Linked DNA regions of Homo sapiens: region 2 is linked to region 1. A link is a contact called in ENCODE Hi-C or POLR2A ChIA-PET data. All regions are on one chromosome and are shown on one strand. Each heading gives the region's core, a stretch centred on a gene start or an enhancer-like site at or near the end of the contact. The rest is flanking DNA. Distances are from core to core; before and after follow the strand shown.

Region 1 (6,283 bases), core at 2,412-4,911:
GGCAGCTGGTCGCAAGACTGCAGCTGTTCTTAATTGTTGATTTTAGCTTTGCAGTGGTCCCTTGTGGGAAAAGATGCCACATCTGTACCATGGAATGTACTTACAGGTGTTTGAGAGATGTTTTCTTTCCTACAAGTTACATGACACTCTGTAACAGACAAGCTATTAAGACATACCAGGCTGATGTCCAGAGACATGGGCTTAAATGGCTCCCTTCCTTTTCTCCATTCTTCTCATACATAGACCTGTGAAAAAGATCTGCTTTCTGCTTAAGCCAGGGAAGGGTGCATTTCTGACATTCTCTCTTTCTGTTCCCTGCAAATGGCCTGGATACATCAACAGCAAAAGAGAACATCAGGTTCAACTACTTTACAAACCTGCTCAAAGTAGGCTCAGGTTAAAATGGGTCCCTAGTTGAAAGCAATGTTAAAAAAATACAAAAACGAGCGTATGAGAAATATTAGCTTTTTCTTTTAAAAAATACAAAGGCTACTTGAGTAAAAATAAAATCTGTTTTTTGTTTGTTTGTTTTGTTTTGTTTTCTATGAGTGAAATGCTACAACTTGGGTTCTAGATTAGGGCAGGGCATGCATTCATGTTTGTTTTGTTGGTGTAACAATGGGTTTCGTTAAGTGGTTGTGGGTGTCTCATACGCAATAGGACACATTGAATGCATTGATATGAATGGATTAATACTAGTACAGTACTCGCTCCTCCTACCTCCCCACTCCCTTTAGGTTTGAGGCAGCTAAAGCTGCTTCTTCCCTGGACTCCACATCTATTCTGGCTCACCTGTGATTATCCCCCATGCCTACCCTGACAACCCACTCTCGACTATGCTTAGGATCAGCACCTAGACTCTCCTGGCCCTGTGCCTACTGTGGTGGACACATACCTGTGTCTCATGAGGGTGGGATGGGAAAGAAGACAGACCTTGCATATACTGGCTGAAGTGTTCACATGCATGTAATCAGTGTTCCTCGACCTCGGTAAGAAACCACAGGGCTGCCCAGTCCTGGTCCCTGCGTGTGTTCTTGCCTGCATCTTACAAATATTAGGAACAGGCCCACACTAGCATGCTATCTCTTTTGGTGTGTTACTTTCAAAAAAGGAAACAACATGAATTTTCATTAAAAATACAGGTAAATTTCTCACTCATTCTAAATCCTGAAGGCAGGTGCACAGAAAATTAGTCTCAATGGAAACAGAAAGTGAAATTGACCACTTTTATTTCTCCCTTTTAAGTAAATTACCTCCCTCAGCAGAGAATGTATTTATTCCAGAATTAATCTGAGCATTTGAAAGTTATTGACGTTTTAGAAAAGTATATCCAAAGGATTGATAGTGGCAAGCTGAACAGTATTTTAAAAACCCACAAAATGTGCCAAGGTCTGAAGGCCATTCAAGTTCAGGGTTGTGATAATAAGCATAACCGTAACTCTGAATTCTGTGAGTTCAATCAAATGCTTGGACTATACAATCAAGTAAAAAGCTTGACAGATTTTTTTATAGTGCACAGCTTAGTAAGAGCTCAGTAAATATTTACTATATTTAAAAAAATCCACCCAGTGTCTGGATGGGTTTGGTCACAGTAGTTCATCATGTAGCCCAAGATAGGGTAGCCCAAGTCAGCCTAAATCTCGTGGTGCTTCAGTGGCACTGAAAGCCAACCATAGCTTCCAAACCTGACGTAGATACTTTAATGTGATAAAGTGGAGCTAATTTTCCCATTTCATGTGTAAGTAGATGCAAGAGTGCACTCACCTCAATGTGGTTTGATTCCTATCCCGCAAAAGCACACTTCAGTCTCAGTATTCATGATGGTTTCAGTTCACTTATTGGTCATTGTCCCTTTGCTCTTTGGTTCTCTGGTCTCAGTGTAAGAATGCACACTGATTTCTGTTAGATTCTATCTGGGCAGAGGGGCGGGGATGGATTATCTTTCTGTGATTGTGTATGAGTTTGGGAGTGGATGAATAGAGGAGGAGTTATGTAGTGAGAAGATGGGTACACTCTGATGAGGGTCTCCAGTGGCGGCCCAAAGTGATTCATGAAGTAGTAGAAGCTGATTTTTGCTCTCTCCAGCCTTCTGCTTTCTAGCCTTAAAGCATCGTGGGTTTTTCCCCTCTCAGGACTCGATTCCCTACGGTGAAAACCCTAATTTATATTTTTTTCTGCTCTGTTCCTATGTGGAATTAACTCTCAGTGTTTTTCAAATTGTGAATCTTGACCCATTAGTAGTTGTTAAATTAATGGGTCAAGCCAGTAGTAAAAAATGAAGTCATATGAAATATATTAGGAAGTGTCAGAGCACATCTTAGGCAGTAGGGAAAGTATTGCTTCTGCAAAAACTTTTATTTCAATTGTACGTGTATGAGAGAGTACTGAACAGTACTGTAAAGGTTGTGATGAGAACAATTTGAAAAGCACTGACCTCAAGCAAGTTGTTAGAGGTGGATTTGTAGGTACACAACAGGCATCAGGAGGAAGGTTTAGGGGCAGGAGACCTCTTCTGTGTACCTCCCACTACCTCATGTCGGCAGCCATCTTCCCATTTGGCCTATATTAAGGTCATACCTATTGTTGTTGGTCCTTTATCCTTGCTTTGTGGAGGACCATCATGAAATCAAAATATTCTTCAGTGAATACTTTGCAGCTTGGAAGGTGCTTTTATTTACATTATCCCACTTGACTACGGATTCTACACACCAGATGCTAGGTTCATCCCAGAAGAGAGGCCGGGTCCAGCCCCCTGCCCCTAAGACCACCTCTAGTATGATCTTATCTAGCTTGTTTTTATGATGCAATGTTAATGCAGCCACTGCCCATAAGGGGACACATGAATCTGAAGGTATTTTCCATGCATGATTAACTTTTAAAGTTATGTTGTATTCCTTGGCCTAAGCAAGGTGTGACTGACCTTATGGCATCTGTAGTAGCCAAGGGTTGACATTAGAGAGGATGAAATAAGCAAGTGGTAATGGCTCTCAGGAATTATGGTAACAAGGAGAAGAGGATGGTTCTTCACTGCTAAGCAGCTTGACTAGGTGAGAGACAGCCAGCATCTTACTGCTTCCTGGCACATGGAGTGTTCCACTGAGAATCACAGGCAGACTCAGGCAACCAGCCACTTTTCAAATGGGCTGTCTTCTGTAGTGCTGTTCCACCACCATTCTGTGGGCCCAACTGTTGCCATTCTGGGGGATCTGCCATTGCTAGCTTAATTCCATTCACTTCAATTCAATTGCTGTTATGAAAGGCCTACTAGTGCTATTCCCCTGAGAATCTATAGAGACAGGGTAGAACTCTTGGATGAAAAGGTGAGGGCTTAGGACATCTGGTTAGTGGAACTTACTTATTTTTGGGCCTCTTTCATCAAGTAACACCAGCTGATGCCTAGGAGTGTGGGAGTCATATCGGCTTTGTTGTCGTCTGTTAGAAACTCTTCGTGTTCACAAAAAAAAAAAAAAAGCAGCCTTGGAGAAATCTTCAACCCAGAAGGAGTTAAGCTGTGTGTCTGCACAGCGCAGCTTTGTTCTGGCAAGGTCCCATCAGTTTAGGTCATTTCTGATGACTTCACTCTCCTGGTGACATCAGCCTCTAATCTCCTGAAGGTGAATTCATGTGCGATTGCTTCAAAATACTCACTCCCTGAGTTCCGAGCCATTCCCGTTGATATATGGACAGAGCTTGTCTTTCCCAGGCCACAGTCTGGTTTGTGCACTGCATTTGTGCTTACCGTATCATATTACCATGTGGACATTATGTCACTAACTGGCACAACCGGCTCAAAATGAAATATGCTTGCTGCAAGCAAAAACCCAAAAGCTAACATCAACTCTCCCCACCCCCTACCCCAGGTACAAAATAAAAGGGCTAGAGGGATGGCTGGACTAGATTTTGGTTTAATATGTTTCTAACTGTTCTCTCCCTCCTCTGCCTTTCTGTGGCCTGAATGTTGATAGTAACTTTATCATCCTTTTCAGTCCTTTATACCCACTAACTCTTGAAAATGTTTGGTCACTGATGGCACAAATTAAATGTAAGACTTTGGAATAATTTAGTTTAGCCTCTTCCTAAAATATCAAGTCTGTGAACTCAAGTAACCTTTTTACCTTCTAAGACCACTTTCTTTTCTTTGTCTTTCAAATGTCATAAAAGAATACAGAGTAGAAATGAAAGCAGCCTGGGCTTATTGGGTAGGTGCCAGGAATTAGCTTTGACAAAGATGGTGTTCTGTGCACTTGGCCCAAGCTGACAGGCATGCAGATGCCTCTAGAAATTGTGGGAGATGAACTGGAAGTATCCCCAGAGTTTGTCCAGTCTTAGGGTGGTGTAAGTACATTTTAGGCCCTTCTCCTGTTATCCACAGGCTGTGTTGACACCCTCTTGTGTCACCAGGGATTCAGAATGCCACAGTGCCTCCCTGACCACTATCATCCTCCTGCTGCCCCCACTCTGGGGCAGAAGAGGGTAGTCTGTCTACAGAGAAGCAGAGTCCCCACACCACTTCCAGGATCCCAAGCACCCATTTATTTTGATTAATAGCTCTTGGCAGTAGACAGTAGCTTCTGGAATACAGAACTGGCCGGGTACACACTGAGGTTTAAAATCACATCAAGAAAATAGCATACTAACACAGGATTGTTAAGGGGAGAAACTGGTGTTCAAACAATAAAATACTACTCTCACTGTTTATCTTTGTTTCATTTTGAAGGAAATAAAGAAATGAAACCTTACAAGTGTAGCAGCCCAGTTATCAAATAGTCATAGCCACAGACACTCAGTTTTGGGGTCAGCCCACAGACTATGGGGGTACTTTCTCTGCCTCTGCACAAAATAAATGTTGAGGCTCTCAATTTTTTGAGGACGGAAATAAAATCCCTGGATGCTTGCAAATATATTTTTTAATGCAGGGATAGCTAGGTTTTCTGAGTTTCAGTTCTGTTTCAGCTGGGGTGCGGGTGGGGGATGGCCTGCATCACAGGGGAAACTGGTGGAATCTTAGTCCAGGAGGCTGGCGCCATTACCATTCACATCAGCTCATGATATACAAAGGTACCAGACTTTTTTTTAAAGGCCCAGTATAAAGTAATCCAACTTTCTTTCTCCTGCTGTATATCCAAGGAGGTGGAAGTATTAAAGAACCCTTTTATACCTTCTCAATGCCATTCTCTTTCTTGGTTCATGCAGGAAAAAAAAAGAAAAAAAAAACACAGAAGACAGACTAGAGAAAAAAAAAACCCAAAAATCTAATTAAAATACAAAATTAATAAAACATTCTCATGTGCTCAAATCCTACATCTTCTCTTCTAACAGCATGGCTGTTATATATGCACCTGCTTACTCTCTTTCCCCAGTAAAGAAACAGCATCTCCTTACTCCAGAGGAATTGGAATTTCCCACTTCCCGACTTCTTGCTCCCTGCAAGCTACTTGAGGACCACAAAGGCTGAGCCTTCTTGTTTGACTGGGAAGACTGGAAGAGCTCTACCTTTCTAGCAGAGAAATGCCTCCTGTGGACAGTGGGCCATAGCCACACATGGGATAGAAGACGTGAGGGGTGTCTGACTTTTGGAAAGAGCTGAGCACTGGATGAGACTTATATTTTTCCCATGTGCCTTACTGGGGTTGTACCTGGAGAGGGAGTGCTTCTTTTCATTTCTGGAGGTAGAGTGCGATTTGCTTTTGCAGTTGGAGAGGCAAGGAAAAGCTGCCAGTGTCTGTAGCAAGCTAGGTAATTTGCGTATAACATCACTCCTTTGATGACGGCATCAATCGCTTTGCTTGACTGATTCTGCGAACTAGTGGGTTCTTTGATGAGTGTGCCTTGCCCTCAGTTTGCTGAGCACTCTTCCTCGGGGTGGGATCTCTAAGCCATAAACAAGGAGTATTTCCCCTCCAGTTTAAGATCACAGGTTGACTTCATCGTATCCACTGTCTCACCAGCTTTCTCCATTCGCCAGCCCAGCCCAAGGGCAGCACAGCCTTGAAGGCACCAAATAGGGAAAGCATGCCACTCCGTACCTCCTTCCTGACATCTTCTGCTTAGATTAGGCTCATGCCAGGGTCAGAGCCAGCTGCGCCATCACACCCGATGCAGCCTTGGGACGTGCTGGAGGTGTAGGGGAGAGGAAGGCTGCCCCCAAATGCTGATCTGCATGTGTGCATCCACCAAAGCATGTGATGGGAACACTCTTATCAGCAGATCTTTCATCCCAGCCCTGCCACCACTGCCGTGTGACCCTGAGCTAGGAGCCTACTCCACACAAGGTGTTTCTCGT
Region 2 (6,785 bases), core at 2,047-4,546, 37 kb before region 1:
TGCAAGATATGAGGTTAATAAACATAAATCAGTTGCTTTTCTGTATATCAGTAATAAGCAATTGGACTTTGAAGTTAAAAAAAAAACCCTTTATAATAACATCCAAAAATGACATACTTAGTTATATATCTGAAAAAACTAGGTATAAGATTTATATGTGGAAAGCCATAAAACACTGATGAAAGAAATCAAAGAAGGTCCAGATAAATGGAGAGATATTCTGTGTTCATGACTGGATTGCTAAAATGTCAATTCTTCCCAATTTGATCTATGGATTCAATGCAATCCCAATTAAATTCCATCAAGCTATTTTGTGAATATCAACAAATGGACTCTGACATTTATATGGAGACACAAAAGAATTAAAATAGCAAACATACTGCTGAAAAAGAACAAAGTTAGAGAACTATCCAATTGCCAGGCCTACTGTGCAGCTACGGTAATCAACACATTGTTTTCAAGAAATGACAGATATGGAACAGAATAGAGAACCCAGAAATAGATCCATACAAATATGGTCAACTAATCTTTGACAAAGGAATAAAGGCAATTCGATGGAGAAATAATAGTCTTTGTCATTTCAATAAATAGTGCTGGAACAATGGAAGTCCACATGTAGAAAAAAAAAATGACACAGATCTTACATTTTTGGATAGTTGGTTTTGAGCTGTGATTTTTAGGTTGAAATTTTAATTAGCTTATATTTGGTATAAAATCAAAATTCACCATATTTACAAATTTAATTTATCAGATATATAAGAATTACTTTAAGTACAGAGGAAAATTTGTTGGATAAATACAATTGCAATACTTAAAAAGTATACTGAATATGTTAAATTTATAAATTTAGTTGTAACACTTGAACATTAAGAATCAATATTATCCAAAGAGCTCTTAAAAGTGATTGTTAAAATCTGCTACAGTTACCAATAAAATAATACTTGTAAGCTGAACTTAAAAGTTTAAGGAATAATCAAGTTTCTGTATTCTTTTTTAAATGTGTGACAGGCGTTCAGAGGATCATTTAGAATCCTTGGTTCATAACACATTCTCATCATTGGTCCATTCTTGGTATTTATTTGGTTGGTAACTTTAATAAAATTAACTCACTTACTATTAATTTTTATATCCAAAGTAAACTCTGAATAGTCTTTTCTTTATTCCAAAACTGTCTGTGAGCCCATAAAAATCTCACATATTCATAGGATGAAGGTGGGATGTGGAAAGGGTCTAAAATGTGTTTTCGTGAATAAAAATGATTGTTTAGAAATAGTAGCATTTAGCCTAGTTATTAAAGACAGGACATTTGAGTAATTTAAAAAAATAGATGAAATGGAAAAACACTCACCCAATAAGGTTTCTATTGTAAAAAGGCCAAAGGGAACGACATTCAGAATAAAAAGTCTTATACTTGGAAGTGAACAGATAACTAAATTTAATGAGATGGTCTGGGACACATAGGAACCCTCAAAATGTTACTAGAAGGTTATGGTGAGCCTAGAATATTGAGGGGTGAGTTTGGGCCATCTAGGTGAAAATGTCAGCTAGACAGTCATAGATATAATACTAGCACTCTCGGGGAAATTGGAATTGAGAACACAATGTGGGAACCACCAGCTTAGAGGCAAGAGCTGAAGCTCTGAAGATAGTGAAGGCCTCCCTGGGGGAGATGGGAAGAGAGGAATGAAGGCAGAAGAAAAGTTGTTTTTCTTTCAAATCCTCTATATTTTATATTATTCCCTGCTTCCTTTTCCTCCTGCTTCCTGGGTTGGGATGGGGATATCTCCTCTTGGCTTATAAAATTATCTAGAGACCAGGAGCCACCTTGTAGAGTAGGGGTCCCCAACCTCTGGGCCATGGACCAGTACCAGTCCATGGTCTGTTAGCAACAGGGCCGCACAGCAGGAGGTGAATAGCAGGCGAGTGAGTGAAGCTTCATTTGTATTTACAACCACGCCCCATCACTCCCATTACCCTCTGAGCTCAGCCTCCTGTCAGATCAGTGGTGGCTTTAGATTCTCACAGGAGTGTGAACCCTATGGTGAATGGTGCATGCAAGGGATCTAGATTGCGTGCTCTTTATGAGAATCTAGTGCATAATGATCTGTCACTGTCTCCTATCACCCCCAGGTGGGACTGTTTAGTTGCAGGAAAACAAGCTCAGGGCTCCCATTGATTCTACATGATAAAGAGTTGTATACTTCATTATATATTACAATCTAATAATAATATAAATAAATTGCACAGTAAGTGTAATGCGCTTGTATCATCCTGAACCATCCCCCTCCACTCTGTGTCTGTGGAAAAGTTGTCCTCCATGAAACCAGTCCCTGGTATCAAAAATGTTGGGGATCACTGTTGTAGAGGACACAGAGAGGTTATTTTGAGAACCCCAAAGCTGTTACAAACACACCCAATAGACAGCACACCTATATAACTATAGGTATTCAAGGGCAGTTACTACAAGACAAGTTTTCAGGACCAACTTTTCATCTTTGAGCGGATGCACAGTCCGGACTGGTTTTCTTCCGTAAGAGAGAAAGAGGGAGAGCAAAAGTGAGAACTTTTGGGGCAGGGAGGAAAAGTCAAAGGGGGATGGTCAGGTTCAAGCATGAGGCCCTTGGAGACTGCTGGCCAGGGGTGCTGCAGAGTCACCGTTTCTATTGTGTAAACTTTCCTATGCTGACAGATTGCCTGGTGTGATAACTTCACTCTTGTGTGCAAATACTCTTCCTTAAAGACACATAGAGAAAAGCTGGCCAAGACCCAAGAAATGGCTGTAGAAAGATATTCATTCTCAGGGCATTTCTGAAAACACATTTTCTCTACATTTTCAGCTTTCAAATTGTATAAATTTTCTCTTGACTTCTGACTCAAAAATCTTCTCAAACCAGGCATGTCAGTTTCTTAATTAAAAATGGTGTCTTAGTCTGTGAGGCCTACCATAACAACATACCACAGACTGTGTGGCTTAAACCACAAAATGTATTTTCTCACAATTCTGGAGGCTCGAAGTCTAAGATTAAGGTGTCTGCAGATTTGGTTTCATCTGAGGCTTCTGTCCTTGGCTTGCAGATGGCTGCCTTCTTGTTGTGTCTTCACAGGGCCTTTTTCTCTGTGCCTGAGTATCCCTGGTATCTTTTCTTTTTGTAAGGACACCAGTCCCAATGTATTAGGGCCCATTGTTTTGATCTCTTTAACCTTATTTACCTCTTTAAAGGTCCCATCTCCAAATATAGTCACATTGGGGATTTGAGCTTCAGTATATGAATTTGTGTGTGTCTGTGAGGGGGGAAATAATTCAGTCCATAATAAATAGTAAGCTGAGATTTGTCTACTATGGACTCCCTGTCACACAGTAAGTACTTAGCAAATATTTGTAGAATGAGTCAGGCTGTGACTGGGTAACTCATTTATCAATGTGCTGCCATATTTTTTAAAGTCTCATAAACCTTAGTCAATTAAATAAATTTTTCATTTTGCAAGAGTTGGTAATGATGGCCTAGTAACTTTATAAATGGGCTAAAATCAATATACTTATCTTTAACATGAGCCCTAGAGGGTCAGATCAAGCCATAGTGCAAGACCCTAGTATAATTCCTTTCCTTTACTGAAGTGTTACGCTGGAACAACATTGCAGTGAAGGTTTAAAACTAAATATTGAAGATGAGGTGGTTTTGCAAACTTTCTGGATGATGTGTGTTAAGAGGCACAGAAGGCAAGCATCTTGCTCCCTTCTTACAAAGAAACAGAAGTGGTGAAGTAACTTGCCTAAGGTCTCATGCAGGTGAGTACCAGAACTGGGATTAGAATTCAGTCTTGTGTCACTCCAGGGTGCTGTTTTTTTTCTTTTTTTGATGTGCTTCTTGTTTAGCCCATTTAGCTAGTGAATGTGAAGATTCAAGGAGAAAAGGCTTTTCCTTCTGACATTGAAGTACCTAAACTCTTTAGAAAATCTACTCAGGTGCATTTCATAAATTGATTACAGATGAAGTCCAATAGTAACATTGTTTATATTTGTGAAATCTACCATACTTGTCAGTTTCTAGTTTACAGATTATATAAGGAAATCACTTACATCCAAAATACAATCTTTGCCAGTACACCAGCACAACCTCTTGGGAATCTTGAACTACACATATACTGAATTGATACTGCAAATCAAGTCATTTGCCCAAATGGAAGGATTTAGGGATAAATTCAGCCAACAGTTACATGCTCAGATTCAAGAATCTGAAATAACCACTATATTGTATAGCTAAAAATAAAGCAGTTTGCACAACACTTGGCATTTTCAGTTGACCTAGTCAATACTAGCTAATAATTTTTATAATTCTTGAGTGAAGTGAGTTTTTTCTTTATTTTACATGTACAACTGGAATCCTGAAAAGTTAATAGATTATCTTTTACCTAAGTGCTACAGTAGGTAAGGTAGTATTGATAGTCTTTTACTGAATCTACAAATATTTTTTTCTTGAACATGACATAATTTCTTTTAACAGTTTTATTGAGACATAACCAACAAACAATAAACTGCACATACATATAGTGTACAATTTGATGTTTTAACATATGTATATTCTTATTAAAACTACCACCACAATCAAGCTAATAAACCCACTACTCCTAAAAGTTTTCTTGGGTCCTTTTGAAATTCCTCTTTCCTAGGTAACCATTGATCTTTTTTTCTGTAACTACACATTAACTTGCATTTTCTAGGATTTTATATAAAGTGAAACATACAGCATGTAATCTTTAAAAAAATCTCTTTTCTTTCAGTCAGAATACTTACTTTGAGACTCATCAATGCTGTTGAATATATCAATAATTCACTCCTTTTTATTGTGGAGTAATATTCTATTGTATGATTATATCACAATTTCTTTATCCATTCACTTAATTATGGGCATTTGGGCTGTTTCCAGTTTTTTGCTGTTACAAAAAAAAAAACGCAGCTATGAATATTTCTGTACAAGCCTGTATATGAACATATTTATTTTCCTCTTAGGTAAAAACCTATGAGTGGAATGGCTGGAACATATGGCAGGCGCATGTGTAACATTTTTGAAATTGTCAAACTGTTTTCTAAAGTGATTGTGCCATTTTACATTCACACCAACAGTGTATGAGAGTTCCAGTTGCTTCACTTCCTTAACATCGCTGGGTGTGGTCAGTTTTCTAAATTTTAGCCATCCTAATAGATTTGACTTCATGCTTTATTGTGGTTTTCATTTGCATTTCCCCAAAGACTAATTATGTTGAACATCTTTACATGTGCTTATTTCCAATTGTCTACCTTTGGTGAGGTGTCTATTTGAATGTTTTATTTTTTTAATTGTTTTTATGTTTTCTTCTTAATGAGTTTTAAAATTTGTTCTTTGTGAGATATGTAGTTTATAAATATTTTCTCCTAGTTTTTGCTTGTCTTCTTATTCTCTTGTCAAAATTAAAAGCTTCTGCTCTTCAAAAGTCTATTGAGTTTCAAATTATCAATTTTTTTCTTTTATGGGTTGTTCATTTGGTGTTATATCTAAGAAATCTTTACCTATCCTGGGATCAGAGAGATTCTCTAACAGAAGTTTTATAATTTTAGGTTTTACATTTAGGTCTATATTTCATTTTGAATTAGTTTTTATATACAATTTAAAGTATGGATCAATGTTTATATTTTTGCATGTGGATATACAATTTTTCCAGCACAATTTATAGAAAAGCTTATTATTACTTCCCTGACTTACCTTTGTACTTCTAGCAAAAATCAATTGTTTGTATATGTGTGGACCTATTTATGGACCCTCTATTTTGCTCCACTGATCTATTTGTCTATCCTTATGCCAGTGCCACACTGTATTGATAACTGTAGTTCTATAATAAGACTTGAAATCAAGGCATGTAAGCCCTCCAGTGTTGTTCTTTTTTCAAAGTTTCTTCAGTATTCGAGGTCTTTTGCATTTCCATATGAATTTTAGAATTAAATTCTCAATTTTTATGGAAAAATTTACTTTTGACTATTGAAAAATTGAATTTTGATTGAGATTGTGTCAAATCTTTATAGATCAGTTTGGAGAAAATAGACATCTTAGCAAAATTGAGTCTTCTGAGGTTGCTCATAACCTACCTTATTGGACACAACAAGAAAGAATGGCACTGCCAATGCTGTGCAGCCCCCACTCTGCCCTTAGTATGTCACATGTGGCATCTGATGTTCAGGCTGAGCAAAATGTCAGTGTCAAGTCATATAATAAATTAGTCACAAATGAGCTTAATTCCTTGCCTTCTAAAAATAAAAATAAAGAGAAGATTAAGTTATAGTATTTTCTTCCTATACCCCAGTGTATAATTTTTTCCCGACTAAGTAGACCACTAGTAAAATGCCTTTCTACCTCTAAGATGCTAGAATAGAAAAAAAATATTGTTCCCTGCTCATCCCAATGATCAAAATTACCTTGTATTTTGTGATGACTGCTTTGGATTTCCAAGGCAGTAGCCACCATGTCTCACCTCATGCCCTGCATGACTTAAGGGAAAGAAGAGATCATAGACAACATCTGGCTGTCTAGTAAGTAGAGCTTGACAGTGTCAGAAACAAGATGCGATGCAGCTATTACTTTGTTAGCTATAGTGCTCTGATTGTTATTTGTTGATGAAAGCTGTGGGAAGAAATGGCAATGCATATAAACAGGAGAAATTTAGTTATAATTTATGCTTCTTTAGAAAATGCCAGCAGCAAACATCATTTCCAAAGCATTCAAACCACCTATGACTAATCACAGGATGACCAATGT

Evidence for each region. Hi-C counts contacts between places; a loop is a spot of excess contacts on that map. ChIA-PET counts read pairs that join two places held with the same protein, here RNA polymerase II (POLR2A). Pooled maps may share reads with other maps.
Region 2: a loop to region 1 is called in a map of PC-9, with 5 times the contacts of the local background. The contact joins two enhancer-like sites. A Hi-C loop is called at or near these places in 5 of 168 maps with a recorded cell type or tissue (B cell, CD8-positive, alpha-beta T cell, PC-3 and 1 more) and 7 of 50 pooled maps. POLR2A ChIA-PET finds 5 or more read pairs at or near these places in 3 of 52 experiments (Panc1, SK-N-SH and T-cell).

Annotation. Positions count from the first base shown.
Region 1 is chr13:50,354,175-50,360,457 of GRCh38, forward strand. The region is part of intron 2 of DLEU1 (deleted in lymphocytic leukemia 1); the gene reads left to right. Among named protein-coding and RNA genes, the nearest start is that of DLEU1-AS1, 170 kb to the right of the region's middle. Within about 2 kb of position 3,662, at least 14 of the 41 ENCODE cell types and tissues checked have a DNase peak (open chromatin) inside an H3K27ac peak, as active enhancers do; they include PC-3 and PC-9, where a contact is called at or near this core.
Region 2 is chr13:50,317,081-50,323,865 of GRCh38, forward strand. All of the region lies in intron 2 of DLEU1 (deleted in lymphocytic leukemia 1), which reads left to right. Among named protein-coding and RNA genes, the nearest start is that of DLEU2, 190 kb to the left of the region's middle. Within about 2 kb of position 3,297, at least 7 of the 41 ENCODE cell types and tissues checked have a DNase peak (open chromatin) inside an H3K27ac peak, as active enhancers do; they include PC-3 and PC-9, where a contact is called at or near this core.